2 separate regions of the Mus musculus genome follow, and region 2 is linked to region 1. A link is a loop called in an ENCODE intact Hi-C map of the cell type or tissue named here. Cell type or tissue: heart. All regions are shown on one strand.

What was found. Peaks named below come from ENCODE experiments on the same cell type or tissue, not always from the same donor. Only the 100,000 strongest peaks of a DNase experiment are listed, where the experiment ranks them.
Region 2: it touches region 1 in a loop (2.8-fold over the local background); 5 of 42 quality-filtered maps call a loop at or near these places.

What each region holds. Positions count from the first base shown.
Region 1 is chr10:61,064,836-61,072,835 of GRCm38, forward strand. No RefSeq gene overlaps it. Among named protein-coding and RNA genes, the nearest start is that of Pcbd1, 20 kb to the right of the region's middle. In heart, CTCF peaks have their summits at 3,787 (motif pointing left), 7,713 (motif pointing left) and 7,916; a DNase peak (open chromatin) is centred at 3,876; H3K4me3 peaks cover 1,945 bases; H3K27ac peaks cover 3,388 bases.
Region 2 is chr10:60,414,637-60,422,636 of GRCm38, forward strand. Cdh23 (cadherin 23 (otocadherin)) reads right to left here. Exons shown (of 71, transcript NM_023370.3): 22 at 6,410-6,522; 23 at 5,069-5,176. It also overlaps a transcript of Vsir not described here. Among named protein-coding and RNA genes, the nearest start is that of Gm17455, 19 kb to the left of the region's middle. In heart, CTCF peaks have their summits at 3,661 (motif pointing right) and 5,180; a DNase peak (open chromatin) is centred at 3,695; H3K27me3 peaks cover 1,073 bases.

The sequences.
Region 1 (8,000 bases):
TGTATAGACCACGCCCCTGGCCAGCCTTCCTCAAAGCTACTATGCGGCTGCAGGAAAGATGGCTAACTCAACTTCTCTGTGATTCTCTATGAATATAGGGAAGTGGAGCCAGAATATCTCCACACGTTCTGTGCCCTGACACTCTTCAAAGCCCACAGAGGTCATGGGGGCTGTAGGAAGGAGCTCAGGGCCGCAGGGCCGCCAGATGGAGGACCAGTCCAGCTCAGCAAAGCCAAAGGCTAAATAAAACAGGATCTTATGCCCTCCGACCCCTGTGCCCAGAATCCCACAAAGGATAGACTTTGTGGGGCTGCGCAGGCTGTTTTTTTTCCAGGCTATGTATTCCTGCCGGGACGGTGGGTACTGCAAGAGCCCCTTGTGTCATACAAGACAGAGTCCCTGGGGATATTCCCACAAAGGGTGCAGGGGAGAAGGGGAGCCGTAGGAGGTAGGAACCCGCAGACTATGGTGCTCTGACACCACAATAGCATGAACTGGGACAAGCTTCATCAAGCCTAGCCATGAGGACATCTCAAGACGCACTAGGAGCACCAAATATGGCCTGGCCATAGGATTCCCCAGCTCTGTCACTGACTAGACAGAACGAAGAGAGGCGGGGTGCCCTTCCCTGTGAGGGGGAGGGGCTACCATTTGCAGGGCAGGCTGCCAGCCAGTCCTAGGGAGTGTCTCTTGAAGAGAAGTCTGCAGGCCAACCCCCCACCCCCCACTTGACTGTGGCTACTGGTCCACCCAATGAGCTGCACCGAAACAAACTCAGATATTTTTATTAACTCAGTCCCTACCTGATGCACCCCAGCACCTCCGCTTCTGCCAGGTTCAAAGGCAGTGCAGTTAATCAGAACTTATTCAGCGGGACACAGATCTGTCTCAGCATATCCTAGGTCCAGCTGGAAAGAACCCCCAGCTGGGACCTGTTTTCGCCTTCTGCTTTGCTGAACTGGACTGGTCCTCCATCTGGCGTCCCTTCGGCCCTGAGCTCCTTCCTACAGACTCCCTGGCCACTGCAAAGCTGGAAGGAGCCCCGGGGCCAGTAGATATTCAGCCCAGAAGACTGCAGGGTGGGCCGTGGGCATAGCTGTCCCTGTTGACCTAGCCTCTGTTTCCTGCGATGACTCTACAAATGGTCCCCTGTGGGGAGACAGCCACCAGGAAGACACATCATGGTCCTCATTTCCCCAGCTCTGGAACTCTCCACCACAGCCATCAAAGAGGAGTATCAGAGGTACCAGAAAAAGGGCTCTGGGTTATTTGACTGTGTCTGACTGGCCACACCCAAACTGGCAACATGAACAGCTGCAGCCAGCAGGGGAAGGACCCCACTTAGTGAGTGAACGGCCATGTCTAGAGGCTCTCAGGGTACCTGAGATCACTCCTGATGTGTTCAGAGCTTTGAGACATTCCAAGATGGCCCACGAGCCTCTCTTCTCAACAGTTATCAGGCACTTGGTAATGACATAGCCTCAGCCGTACCCTGTAGACCTGTTCTCAATCAGGCCCAGCAGGTCAGGGCTTGACGGTGCCTGTTTAGGAGTGTGCATCACAGAAACTAGAGGCCACTGCTGCAAGCTCAGAAAGGTGTCCTGGATGAGGTCAGAGAAACAGGTCAGATTCTGAACAACTATGGCAGCCAAGCCAGCCGGATGTCATGACAGGTGGATCAGGAAGAGCAAGCCAGGTTGACTCCCAGGCCTGTGGCTTGAGCAGTATGCATCTGACTCTATGTGTGCCAGCTCAAGTTACTTAAGCCTGGGCCTGGCTCCTAGTCTCTGCGTGGATTTGTTTGAGTGTGAGTTAATATGTGGAGATTAATTAGAACATTAATTAGAGCCAAGTAGGTGCTCAATAAACACAGGCTTTTATTAACATCATCATTGTTATGAGGAAGCCTGGATGGATGGATGGATGGATGGATGGATGGATGGATGGATGGAGGGCAGGTGGATTGATAAATAGGCAGATAGATGGACAGAGAGATGGAAAGATGGATGGATACATGCAATGAGGAGCACAATATCCCTACATCAGATAGTTGGGGGAGACAAAGGATAGAAGGATGTGGTGTGGGCATGTGTGTGTGTGTGTGTGTGTGTGTGTGTGTGTGTGTGTGTGGTGGGTATCTGTGGTGTGTGTATATGGTATGTGTGTATGTGTGTGTGTGGTGTGCATTTGTGTATGGTGTGTGATGTGGTATGTTTGTGGTGTGTTTGTGGTGTATATGTATAGAATGTGTGTATGATATGTGTGTGTGGTGTGTGTATATATGATGTGTGGCTATATATATGATTTGTATATATAGTGTGTATTTGTGGTGTGTGTGTATGGTGTGTGTTTGTGGTATATGTGTATGGTATGTGTGTATGATATGTATGTGTGGTATGTGTGTGTGTACGGTGTGTATGTGTTTGTAGTATGTGTATATGATGTGTGTGTGCGTGTATGTGTGTGTTTCTGGTGTGTATATATGACATGTGTGGTGGTGGGGTAAGCCAGTGCTAAGTGTCTTCTTCAGTTGCTCTACCCCATTGGTTTTTGAGGCAAGCTTTTGACTAAACTTGGAGCCTGCCAATTCACCTAAGCTGGTCAGACAGCAAAGTCCACCCTAGCTCTGGGATTGCAGGTGCATGCCAGAGACTCCAGACCTTTTTTTAAAATGTGGGTTCTAGGCATCGAACTCAGGTCCTCACAGTTGTGCCTTTGCTGACTGAGCCATCTCGCCAGCACCTCACACTGTGTACTGAGAGCCACCACAGGCATTCCACCACAGAATCTGGGGTCGCTGGTACCACAGGCCTGAAATCCTGAGCTCAGGCTATGCTGGAGACGTGGGGCTCTAGGCCTCAGGATGGGAGAAAACACAGCGGAGGGTGGGTGGATAGAAGCCAGACTGAGCCCAAGGTACCTGTCAGAAAGCAGGCAGTTGAAGGTGACAAAAAAGTGAGGGGCTGGAGAGATGGCTCAGTGGTTAAGAGCACTGGCTACTCTTGCAGAGGTCCTGGGTTTGATTCCCAGCAACCACATGGCAGCTCACAATTTCCCATAATTCCAATTCCAAGGCATCAAATACCTTCTTCTGGCTTCTACAGGTACCAAGCGTGCACATGGTGCACGTGTATACATGGAGACAATCATTCATACACATAAAATAAAAATAAGTCCTTTTTGAAGTGACAATTGAAAACTTCAGATGACTTCAGAGGGAAGCATCAGGTTGAGGACTGCTGGGGACAGGGTCTTTGGAACTGAGTTCTCATCACTGGCTCAGTATTCTTCCTTGCTGACCTGGTCCTCAACCTGGTGCTCTGTGCCATGGCCAAAATACCAGGCAAAGGGAGCAGCGCTCGGTGCCATCCAGTGAGGGCAGACACATCACTGTGCAACAGAAACCAAGACTGGGCTCAGCCCAAGTAGGCCTAGATATACACACACACTCACACACACACACACACACACACACACCACTCTGACACCACTGTTGGTCAGACCCACGGAGAAACAGGGCTGGTGACTTGTGGAGCAAGTCTCAGTGGTAGCAAACAGACGCCGCTGCTTCCAAGCCACCAGCTGACGCCAACAGTTAACAGAAAGGATAGAAGGGGCCTGAAGAAGTCAGAGGCATGGACACCACGAAAGGGTCAGGCTCCAGAAAGAGGGAGTGGCTGCCAGTGGCTGCTACAGTCACTAAAATAGTCACTAGTGGTCGAGGGGTGGGGAGGAGGGGCAGTCTCGCGGTAGGAATGGGGCACCATGAACAACTGCTGCCACCTAGAGGATGAAAAGAACATTGCACAGAGATATCCCTGGAGGGCACCTTTGAAGATCAAGCAGCCTGGTAGGATGAGCCTGGGAGACAGGAGAGCCAGGTTGGAGGAAAGGATGAATGAAGGGGAGGAGCCTGGGGAGGGTGGGACATTGGAGGAGGGTAAGGACACTAGTGGGACTGAAGAGGGAAGAGGTCAGACAGGGAGAGAGGGAATGCTCCCAACCCCCCCCCCCATCACCCTCCCATTGCCCTCCCTCCCCACCCCCAAAGCTGAAAGTTAAAAATAGGGCTTGTGGTAAAGGGAAGACAGAATGAGAACAGTTGTCTACAGAGGAGGCAATGGAGTGGGGGTGGGGGAGAGTAGCCGGTACGGGGAGAGTCCCCACAGGCCTCAGCAAGGGTGGAAAGTGACAGCCACTGGCTCCATCCACAGGACAGGGCAGCCATCCCTAGGCTTCTCCAGCTTGCCTGTGCAGCTGAGGGAAGTCTTAGAGCCCAACAGGGCCTGCGGGAAGACAGAGGGGACAATATCACAACCGCATGCTGTGTCTAAGCTGCTCCCTGCAGCTGGGGTCAGCCCCGGGTCAGCTGCCACACCATGGCACAAGTGAGAAACAGACTCTGAATTACATGCGAGTCCGTGACAGTCGCTGGCCCCACAAGACCTGGCCATAGACAAGACACACGGACCCAAAGGAACAAGCAGTGCCCTTCCTGTGACAGAGGGCGAGGCAGCAATCTGAGTCACACTACGCACTATGCCGCGATACATTCTGTCAGGGGAAACTGATGACCAGAAAGGGAAACCCAGCTGACCCAGTGAGAACAGAGGTGGACATGGACCCTGGGAACTAGGGGAGTGTTCTACTCCCAGCCCCGCCCACCCCTTCCGCCCACCTCCTGGGCGTACTATGGAGGAGCTAATTAGAGGCCGGCTATGCCTGTAAAGGGCACAGGAGCTTGGAGGAAGCCCTGCCCAAGGGAATCAGCTTCTCCCACCCAACTTCAAGGCAGCGTCACAGTGGTTAGTGGGTGCAGTTAATAACGCTTTCGTTATAGCCTTTCTTTGAGCAGCGTAAAGAGAGAGCATCTGCATTTAGTTTCCCCTTGTTGCTGGGGGCGGGGCGGGGGGGATGACAACGAAGCACAGAGCATCATTTATCTCCATGGTTTTATGAGGCCCAGAGACATTAGGCTACCCAGCAAATCAGCAATGGAGCAGGAGTTAATATTTATAGTGGAGCGGGGGAAACAGCTTAGAGAGGAAGATGGCTTGCTCTGCAAATGTAAGGGCCCAGCGTTCAGATCCCCAGACCCAGGTAAAAATCTGGGCACGGGTGTATGTGACTATGACTCAAGGGAACAAAGTAGAGAGTGATAAAGAAGGGTACCTGTTGCCCTCCTCTGACCTCTGAGAGTGTGCATGGATTGGTATACACACACATATACTCACATGCACATACACACTCATACACATACACACACATGAACAAAAACATACATATATACATGCACATGCATACAAATATACACACATACTCATACACATGTGCATATACATATATGCAAATATGCACATACACAAAATATACACACTCTCACACACATATGCACACACTCACACACATATACACACATGCATAAACACACGCATATATACATGTACATACATACACACATACATATACATATGCATATATACACATGCACAAACACACACATTTATACATACATACACACTAACACATACAGGCACATGCGCACGCTCACGCACGCGCACACACACACACACACACACACACACACAAAGCTTTCAGCCTTCTGGAGCCCTGCTTCCTGAATAATTGGTGCTACCTAGAGAGCCTCCTACCTTACACGTGCACGGGGTTTCCTTTCAGATCAAGGCCGAGTTAGTCTAAACTCAGACAAATAAAGGGACATGCTAAAGCTCACACATTCCTAAATATACAAATACAGCCTGCTCAGCTCGCATCTCATGTTTGCATATGTTGTCAGAGATGAGCATTTGGTACTGGATAACCAACTGCTGTGCTCTTCCCTGGGGAAGACAATTTCCCCTGCTCTCAGCATCCCTTGGTTGCTGTGGTCCTTCTTACGGGGTTGAGGCCCTGTGAGTTTTCCCCTTCTGTTTTAGTGTGTCTACTGATGTCAGTCTTGTTCAGGTCATGTTTAGGCAGCCAAGTTACAGAGACCTCATGTCTGTAACGTCTCTGACATTTCTGGCAGACACAATCTCACATCAAACTTCCTGTTTCTCTGCAATATTCCACACCCCTCATCCTGAATGATCCCCCAGTCTTACATTCAAGAACTGTGTTGTACCCAGGCAGTGGTGGTGCACACCTTTTATCCCAGTACACAGGAGGCAGAGGCAGGCGGATCTCTTGAATTAAAGGCTAGCCTGGTCTACAGATCAAGTTCTAGGACAGCCAGGGCTACACAGAGAAACCCTGTCTCAAAATGCACACATGTACACGTGTATACACACACACTAGAGTTGTGTTGCAAATGTACCACTGGGCCTGGGCACACAGACTCAGTCTACCTCCTCAGGCTGCTTTGCTGTGCCCCTCCCCTATGAGTGGCAATCTAGCGACCTTTATGGACAGCTCAAGAAACATGTCACATGTGCAGCTGACTTGTTAGTGTCTGGAAAACACTTTTTGCTTGAATTCTTCCTGGCCCTGGCTCTTAGAATGTTTTTGCCCAATCTTCCACTGTAATCCCTGAGTCTTGAGAGGAGGGGATATGGTATAGATGCCCCATGTATGGCTAGGCACTCCAGAATCCCTTAGTCCCTCGCACTGACCAGCTGTGCATCTCTGTGTTAACTGCCATTTACTGCAAAAAAAAAAGCTTCCTAGATGAGAGTTGAAGGATGCCCCAATCCATGGTATGATGTCGTAAGCAGTCGGTTAATACTATGTCATTTAACACAACGGTTTTCAACCTGTGGATTGGGACCCCTTTAGGGGTCAAATAAGCCTTTCATAGGAGTCACCTAAGACCATCAGAAATCACAGATATTGATATTATGATTCGAAACAGGAGCAAAATTGCAGTTATGAAGCAGCAACAAAAGTAATTCTATGGTTGGGGGTCAGCACAACGTGAGAAGTTCCTATTCACGGAACTAGGAGGGCCACAGCATTAGAAAGGTTGAAAACCATTGGTTTCACAGAATAACAGTGATAGTTCCTCCTCTGGGGCCTGTGACCTCTCTAGCCACAGATCCTTGGCCTTAATAATGGAGCCAGGTGTGGGTTCTGTCTTGTGGAGTGGGCTTTTTTAGAACTCAGAGAGGCTGTGACTACTTGCACAGGACCTGAGAGGCTGCCCATGCTCCGGTACACAATCCTACCACCAGGCATCTGCTAGCAGCACCGAACGGACTCGATGAGTTAAACACACACACACACACAGTTGGGAAGGAATAATGGATAGGTATGGGAGGGAATGGGGGTGGACTTGATCAAAACACATTAGATGCATGACAAGATTCTCAAACAAGGAAAAGAAAAGAAAGCCACACACACCAAATGGGAGTGGGAAAGAAATTGATGGTTAACAGTGTTAAATTTATAGAATCGCATTCCATTCTTACTAATAAAAGTATGTTTTTACCACTTGAGCAAAAGAAAGACACTCCCCTCCACACATCACCCCTGCTTGGAAACACTTCTTGGGGCTTCCTGCAGCTAGAGTCTTTGCCGATGTGGAGACCCCCACGTGCCTGGGGACATATCCTTCGAAGGATGGAAGCTCTTTGCGTAGCTCACCTAGATCTCAGCATAGGGCCTGAAGCTTAGAAAATGACCACTGAGCATTAAAAGCTCTCACCCAGCGCTCCACCTTGATTGCAGAGTTGAAGAGAACCCGGATCATTTCCTGAGGGCGCCCTGCCCCCTGTTGGTAGAAGGCAGCATTGCAGGGGCGCCTGGTGGCACAGCAGGGCTCATCATCCTCCTGATCCCTCCCACCCGCGCCCCAGCGCGGGGGTGGGAGGGGGGCGCTTAATATCAGTGATTCTGAAGCTTCCTAACGCTGAGACCCTTTAATACGGTTTCTCGTGTTGTGGTGACTCCCAACCATGAAAGTATGTCATAGTTCATCTTAACGACGATTTTGCTACTTATATGGATCATAATGTAAATATCTGATATGCCCCCAAGGCGCTCTCTCGTTCTTCTTTTCTTTC
Region 2 (8,000 bases), 650 kb before region 1:
GCAATGACAGCCAGGGTTGGTCAGCTCCTTCGTCTCACTTGGTGTGAGCTTTTATGCGCTTGCAGCAGAATCTGTCCCCGCTCTGGCTTAATCCCTAGCTGAGGTGTCTCTGGGGTCACTAGACCAGAACAGATAGATATATGACATGTGGCCAGGGGTTCTACTTGTCATCATCTCTGGTTCTGGGGGCAGGGAGAGAGGCTTACAGGTCATGTCCCTCTCCAGTGAGGCTCCCTTCACCACAGGCATCTCATTCCAGATCCCCTTATCCTATGTTCTCCCTAGCCTTGCTGAGGGATACAGAGGGGTCCCCACCTTCCAGCCCTTGATCCCTTCACTGTATTGTGACCATGTTGGCTTCTATGATGGGCCCCCACCACCCCATTTTACAACAGGAGACAATTCATCCCAGGCGCAATTCAAGCCAGGCTGCATCGTGTCACTGAGGGGAGCAAGTGTGCCTTGAGTCTCTGTGTCTCAGCCGTTACAGAAGGGATATGTCTCTTCATCCCTGTTCTTCGGGATGGGGAAACCGAGATGCGAAGCCAAAACAACCTAGGCCAGGTCAGCACGTGCTGTCAATTTCACAGTGAGAGAAACGGTACGGCACAGGACACCAGAGAGCTGCCCCATACTCTAGCAGTGAGTGGGCGCTGGCCTTTGGTCATGGGGTGGAAAGGGGGCCTGGGAGAAGACAGAGGCTGAGACCCTGCCTGGTGGCTCCTCCTGGGCAAGCCTGTAGACTCACACTCTCCCCTCATCTATTTCCCATTTCACGCTCGTCATTTTTCTCCCGCCTGACGGGGAATAATTCTCTCCCTCTCCCTCTTCTTTATTTTGCTGGAGGGCGGTGAAAGGCTCTAAATCAATGCCCATCAGCAGGTCCTTGAAGGAGGCCACAGGAGAAACAGGGAGAGCTGGGTCCATGCTCATTGAGGGAAGAGAGAGAAAGACAAGGGAGACATTTGGCCTGCAGTGTATGCCCATCAGTTAGACACCTCTGGAGCCCACATGTCCGACACACTGAGGCCCCGGGATACATGTGCTCTGCCAACTCAAAGGGCACTGGATGAAGGGACACACGGGTGCAGGCTTATCTGCCAAAGACTCTGGGAAAGCCTGGATTTCCATCACTGTGGGCTTCTGGGGTCACAGCTATTGCTTATGTTACTGTGGCCCTTGGGCCACCAACAGATTCTCCAGTTGGGGAGGAGACAGTACAGACACAGCCAGAGGCTGAGTGGAGATGGGGCTAAGCTTACCATCCCAGCAGCTGAACACAGCCGTAAACACTGAGCACTGGAGAGATATTGCTCAGCTGGGGTGTGCCAGGCTGTCACTCCACAGTGAACCAGACAGACAGACTGCTGGTGGCGGCGGCTGCCAGGTCTCAGTGCTTTTGGCATTTCGACCAATCAAAACCCAACACAGGGACCTGGGGTGATGGCCTGGTGGGCAAAACAGTTGCCACCCAAACCCAGTGACCCAAGTTCAAATCCTCAGAACCCACATAAACACCAGAAGCAAAAGCACACAGCACCGGCACGTGATGCCAGACCCTTGGGGCAGGATGCAGGCAGAGGCAGACGAACCCCTAGAATCTCTTGGGCCAGATAAGTCTGGAGAACGGGGTGATGAACGGCAGGAGACTCTGACCCAAGCAAGGTGGAGCGCAAGGTTTGACAGCTGAGGTGGTCATATCTTACACATATACACAGCACAGCACACACATATACCTGCAAGATCTGACCACAGCAGTCTCAACTGGAGACTCTTACCAGCCCCATTTTCTAGGGAGTGGGAGGGAACACAGAGAGGGTCAGTAACCTGCCTAAGGCCACAGAGCTGATGACTGGTGTCACTGGAATTAGAACGCAGGTCCTTTGATGCCAGAGGCTGCCTATTTATCCACTAAGCTAACTTCTTCCTTATATGTAGGTAATTTAACAGATAAGCCCGGACTGTGGAATTTCTCAGGAGACAGTATGAGGTGGCAGAGGACAGTGAGCTACTCAGAGGTGGCATGTTAAGTTAGGATGGAGGGAGCAGGTGTGGTGGAGGTCAGGAAACAGAGTTCTTGTGGGGGATGCGTCAGTATTCAGTCAGGGAGAGGTGAGTGTGCAAGCAATGGAAAGGTCAGTGTGTGAGTGTGTGTGTGCGCATGTGCATGCATGCGCATATGTGTATATATGTGTTACTATATGTGCATGCATGTGAATGACATTGTAGGATAGATATATATGTAGATGTATTTTTGTTAACACATATGGGAGTTCATGTATGTGTAGGCATGTGGTAGGTGTGGGAAGGTAGGTCACGAGGCAGGCCAGTCCCAGCCAGCATTGCTTTCTTATTATTCCTTGGCTCTTCACTAACCACTCTCTGTTACAGCTGCCTTTCCTGTGCCTAACCACAGCCCTGCCTCACCTGGGCTGCAGGGAGACCCCAGGCCCCGGGGCCTTGTCAAAGGCATTACAATATGCTCACAGTGTTTCAGGGGTTATGAAACTTAAAGCATTTCTATGGTGATTCATCTTGAAATGACTTTTCTGTAACCAACTTAATTAATGAGTAAGCCACTTGGTTTCTTGGCACTTATCACATGCAACCTGGAGTTCTACCAAGTTCTGGAGCATTCTTACATCTAGAGAATCTAACCTAGAATTTGCCTTTCTGTGTAATTAAACATCTACAAACTCTACATTTCCCGATACCAAAGCTGCATATTACATTTGCCAGTTGCTTAATATAACACACTTTTAATTTTGATTTTGCTGTCTTCTTCCTGAGACACTCAGGACTGTAGCCCTGTGTCTGCCATGTTGCCTGAGGCCTACATAGCTGCTCAAGGTAACGATAGATGGGTCCTGTAGGCTATCAGTGTGTGTGTGTGCATGCATGTATGGGTGCATGTGTGTGTGTATGCATGTGCTTGTGTGTGTGCGCATGTATGTGTGTGTGCAGGATAGTTGTCCTTCTCTACCACGCTCTGACACATTTCCCTAAGACAGGGTTTTTGCTGAAGCGGGAGCTAGGCTGGTGGCCAGCAAGCTCCAGCAATCCCGTGCCTGCCAGTCATTGTGCTGGGGATATAGATACTTGGGTACAAAGCCCTGACCAGCTTTCTATGAGTACTGGGAATATGTGTTAATATATGTGTGTTTCAGGTGCATGGGATATAGGATAGATGTGAATGTAGATGTGTTTTTGTTAACACATATGTGAGCACCTGTATGCGCGTACGTGTGTGGTAGGAATGGGAAGGTAGGTTAGGGCCAGTCCCAACCAATATGAATATGAAGTGTTGTGAGCAGACACTCTCACCACTGAGCCATCTTTCCACCCTGACTCCGGCTTTTATGCTGGATAAGACGGGAGCCAGTGGTGAGTCTGGGGAGAGCATGACATGAGGCCCCTCTGGAGGCAGAGCCTCCACACAAAGTTCTAGCACAAAGCCCCTGGTGGCTGAAGGCTTCTGCAGTCTAGAGAGCACCCCTAGCCCCCTATAGAGGACCTCCATCACTTGGCTCTCAATTTCTCGTGAGAGGAATTTTCCAGAAACATAGTGACAGATGGGTGGTTCAGAGGTGGGCATTCCAGAGCCACTCTTGGGATCCCAAGTTGGGAACCTGGAGATTATTTTGAGCCTGCACCAGGGTGCCCACAAGGTGGCAGCAGAGAGTGCTGTGGGACCAGTGCCTTAGAGAACCCCTGTAAGAACCTCAGCTAGAGACTTCTAATTATAGCCCCCAGTTTTGAAAACCCATGCATTCTAGATCATCCGCCCTGTCTTGCTGCTTGGGATTCTCAGGAAGGGGACAGGATGAACTGCTGAGGACCACTCAGATCTTGAACACGTGGAAGCACTGGATAACCACACCCCCTTCCCTCTCAGTCCCTCCCTCCCTCCCTCCCTCCCTCCCTCCCTCCCTCCCTCCCTCCCTCACTCCCTCCCTCCCCCCTCCCCCTTCCTTCCTTCCTTCCTTCCTTCCTTCCTTCCTTCCTTCCTTCCTTCCTTCCTTCCCCTTCCTTCCTTCCTTCCTTCCTTCCTTCCCCTTCCTTCCTTCCTTCCTTCCTTCCTTCCTTCCTTCCTTCCTTCCTTCCTTCCTTCCTTCCTTCCTTCCCGGTTTCTACTCTCCCTATCTGGTCCAGATAGAGCCCATCTCTTTCAGGATCTCACGGCAGTGCTGCGTGAGAACCCTGAGGTTAGGTACCAGGTGTGGGTGGAGCAGGTTCTCAGAGCCTGATGCAAAGCCACTGAACCTGCCCCAATCTATAGGATTCTCCAGTTCTTCAGAGCCTAGGGCTCTGCCAGGTATCCCGCGAGTCTACAGAGGGACAAGGGCTGGGTCAGGTGGGCTCTAAATCCTTACTGAAAAGCCTGCAGACCTGAGTACAAGGCCCCACACTACCTCTCTCTGGTTCTGGGGCCTTGAGCTCTGAGTCCTGCTGTCGGGGGTGGGGGGAGGTATCCTGAGAAAGAGAGATTTCACGAGGCATTCCTGGGGAAGTGTAGGACGGACAGATCAGGCACTCAGTCAACAGGACTACTGAGAGCTGTCAGAGTTCGTGTCCAACACAGGAGTGTCCGGTGGCCGTTGGTTAGACATGTGGGGACTACCTTTCCCCGATAGGGCTAAATGGAGTTCAAAGGTTAGGGGAGGACAGGCATACAAATGTGAATCTGAGAATTGGGTAGAGCAAGTGGGCCACAGGCCTCTCCTGCTCTTGCAAGCCAGCTTCCAGCCTGGGGCCCAGCGTCTCTGGTGTGTTTCCTATCCCTGTTTTAAGTCATATCCTGGACATAGCAGGTGCACACAGGATGTGGGGCGAACACCAGGCATCCTCTGCCAGAGAATTCCTGGGGTAAGCCTCAACCCCATGCTGAGGTAGCCCTGGGAGGATGACGTGGGACAGAACTAGCCAGGCCAAGGACGGCAGTGCCTCAGTGGTAAAGGGCATGAACCAGCTTGGAATGAAACACCAAGTCTCTGGCAGGCCAGGGGAATCATGGGGGAATTCACCCACCATGGCAAGGTTGCCTGGCACTTGCTGTGCCTCTACTTACCGTGGTCACATCAGAGTCTGGAGGTGTCATCTCTACCAGGTTGATGTAGTAAGGAGCATCCTTCCAGGTAGGGTGGTTGTCATTGATGTCTAGGAGGGTGACATTCACCTGTGGACCACAAGGGGCGCTGTGGTCCGTGATGGCTGACAAGGGCAAAGGGCAGGGGCGGGGGGCATGCAGGGGTCTCAGTTCCAATCACTATGCCTGTCACCTTATTTCAAGGAGAGCCTAGGTTGTCAAGGGCAAGGTGGGGCTAGGTCCCAAGGAGGGAGTGTAGGTGCTGTCCTAGGAGGAGCCAGAGAACAGATATGGTATCTGAAATCCTCGTTGCAATCCAGACTTCTCTCAGCCACTTGGTCTTGGGAGAGGTAAAGATGACACACACCCCCAGTTGGGGACCTGAGAGGATCCTTTGAGCTTCCCAGTTCCTCTGGTGGCAAGAATGGGGCAGCTTTCCCAGGTGGGCAAGGACCATGGAGCAAGGTGAAGCAAGAGGCCTCCCGAGGGAGCCCAGGACAATGTGGGGAGGGGGACTGGATGTGGCTGAAGCACCAGGTCACCCCACTGTGGGTGTTTCTGTCTCAGGGCCCCTTTGTGCTCCTCACTGTCCCTGCTCTCCCTTCTGCCACCAGGCTCCCACTCTCCTCCCGAAGCTCCTTTGTGGTGAGGCGGCCTTGATGGGACCCTGGGCCTTCCCTTCTCAGAGGCAGGGAGACTCAGCACTATAGGTGTTTGTAGGTGGGGCAGTGGCCAGTCCCTCGGGAAGTGTGGCTTCTGCTTAGATGTTTTGGAGAGCATGAGAGGAGTTTGGGGTTCATGTCCTCTGCCGCTTGCTACTCTGCTGGGCCTTTGGAATAGCATGGAAGTATTATTCTATTGTGCTTTTCTGGGTGTCCTGTGTCCCAGAGGCAAGGCCTTCCTTTCCCCATGGCCACTGTCTGCAGATACCACCTTATAGTGTCTCACGCTGGTTCAGGACATGGTACCCAGAGGCCTGAGAAGGAGAACTGAAGGGGAGCAGGGAGGAGGGACCTGGACAGCAGGGAAGAGGGACCTGGTCATCAGGGAGGAGGGACCTGGTCATCAGGGAGGAGGGACCTGGTCATCAGGGAGGAGGGACCTGGTCATCAGGGAGGAGGGACCTGAAGAGTAGGGTGGAGGGACCTGGTCAGTAGGGAGGAGGGACCTGGTCATCAGGGAGGAGGGCCCTAGTCATCAGGGAGGAGGGACCTGGTCAGCATGGAGGAGGGACCTGGTCAGCAGGGAGGAGGGACCTGGTCATCAGGGAGGAGGGACCTGGTCAGCAGGGAGGAGGGACCTGGACAGTAGGGATGTACTCACTGTGGCAATGCCAGTTTTCTGGTTGTGGCCCACACCGCCATCCACAGCACGCACGATGAGTATGTATTCAGACTTGGTCTCTCGGTCCAGCAGAGACGTGGTGGTGATTTCTCCTATAGGACAGACAGGTGGATAAGTAAATGGGGGCATGCAGGGAGAAGGAAATAGACGTAGAGATATACTTGCAAGCCACAGTTGGCCAGTCATGCGACTATGGCCTCTGCAACTACTCTGGGCCCATCTGTGTGCCTGAAAGGGGAAAGCAGCTGCATTTCAGAGGGGGCCTAAGAGCTGGGTGACAGTACCCCACAACGAGGCAGGGGCTGGCAGAGTAGGAGGGCCACTTAGCACCAGACACACTCACAAACACCTCTGGCTTAGGTATGATGTAATTTTTCTGGCTTTACCAGCTCACTCTAGTTACTTCCGTCCCCTGTGCCTCAGTTTCCATACCTGCCCAAAGGGAACTGTGACAGGACAGTTTCACAGTAGGGCTATTGTGGGGGTCGTTTAGTTAATGTCATGGAAATCCTCAGAATAGGCCCAAGCTCTATCTAGGCTACAGACACTGGGAGTACAGTCGCCAGTGGCAGGCGGGCACAGCTCAGGCTGAAGTTCACACATGCTATAGCTTGTGGCTCAGGCCCCAACATGCAAGTCAACAGTGTGAGAGCTACAGTGTGTGATCCTACAGTGTGCAAGCCTACAGTGAGAGAGCTACAGTGTGTGATCCTACAGTGTGCTAGCTTACAGTGTGTGGACCTACAGTGAGAGAGCTACAGTGTGCGATCCTACAGTGTATAAGCTACAGTGTGCGATCCTACAGTGTCCTAACCTACAGTGTGTGGGCCTACAGTGTGAGAGCCTACAGAGTGTGGGCCTACAGTGTGCAAGCCTATAGAGTTCTGAATTAACAGTCATACTATACCCATCATTGGTATAATAATACCAGCAGAAATTTTCTTTCTTTCTTTCTTTCTTTCTTTCTTTCTTTCTTTCTTTCTTTCTTTCTTTCTTTCTTTCTTTCTTTCTTTCTTTCTTTCTTTCTCTCTTTCTCTCTCTCTCTCTCTCTCTCTCTCTCTCTCTCTCTCTCTCTCTCTCTCTCTCTCTCTCCCTCCCTCCCTCCCTTTCCTTCCTTCCTTCCTTCCTTCCTTCCTTCCTTCCTTCCTTCCTTCTCCCTCCCTCTCTCTCTTTCTCTCTTTCTTTTTAGTGTGCAAACAAGATACATTTAAAATAAACCACAATTTCTGTCAGCTGTGTTCTGCTCTCCTTTGTTCTTCTGTGTCACTGGAACATCAGGTAGCCCTTTTATTGCTTCTTGGTGCGTATGTACATGTGTATGTTGTCATGTGTATGACAACTTTGAGTGTTGCATCTCACTGGGACACAGGACTAACTGCTTAGACTAGGCAGGGTGGCTGGTGATTCCCAGGAATCCGTGTGTCTGTCTCCCCAGCACTGGAGGACAAGCACGTGCCACTATGCCTGACAGTTTTATACAAGTTCTGAGAATTGAACTCAGGCCCTCAGGCTGCATGACAAGCTCTTTTCCAACGGAGCCATCCATCTCCCAGACCACTTGGTAGTCTTG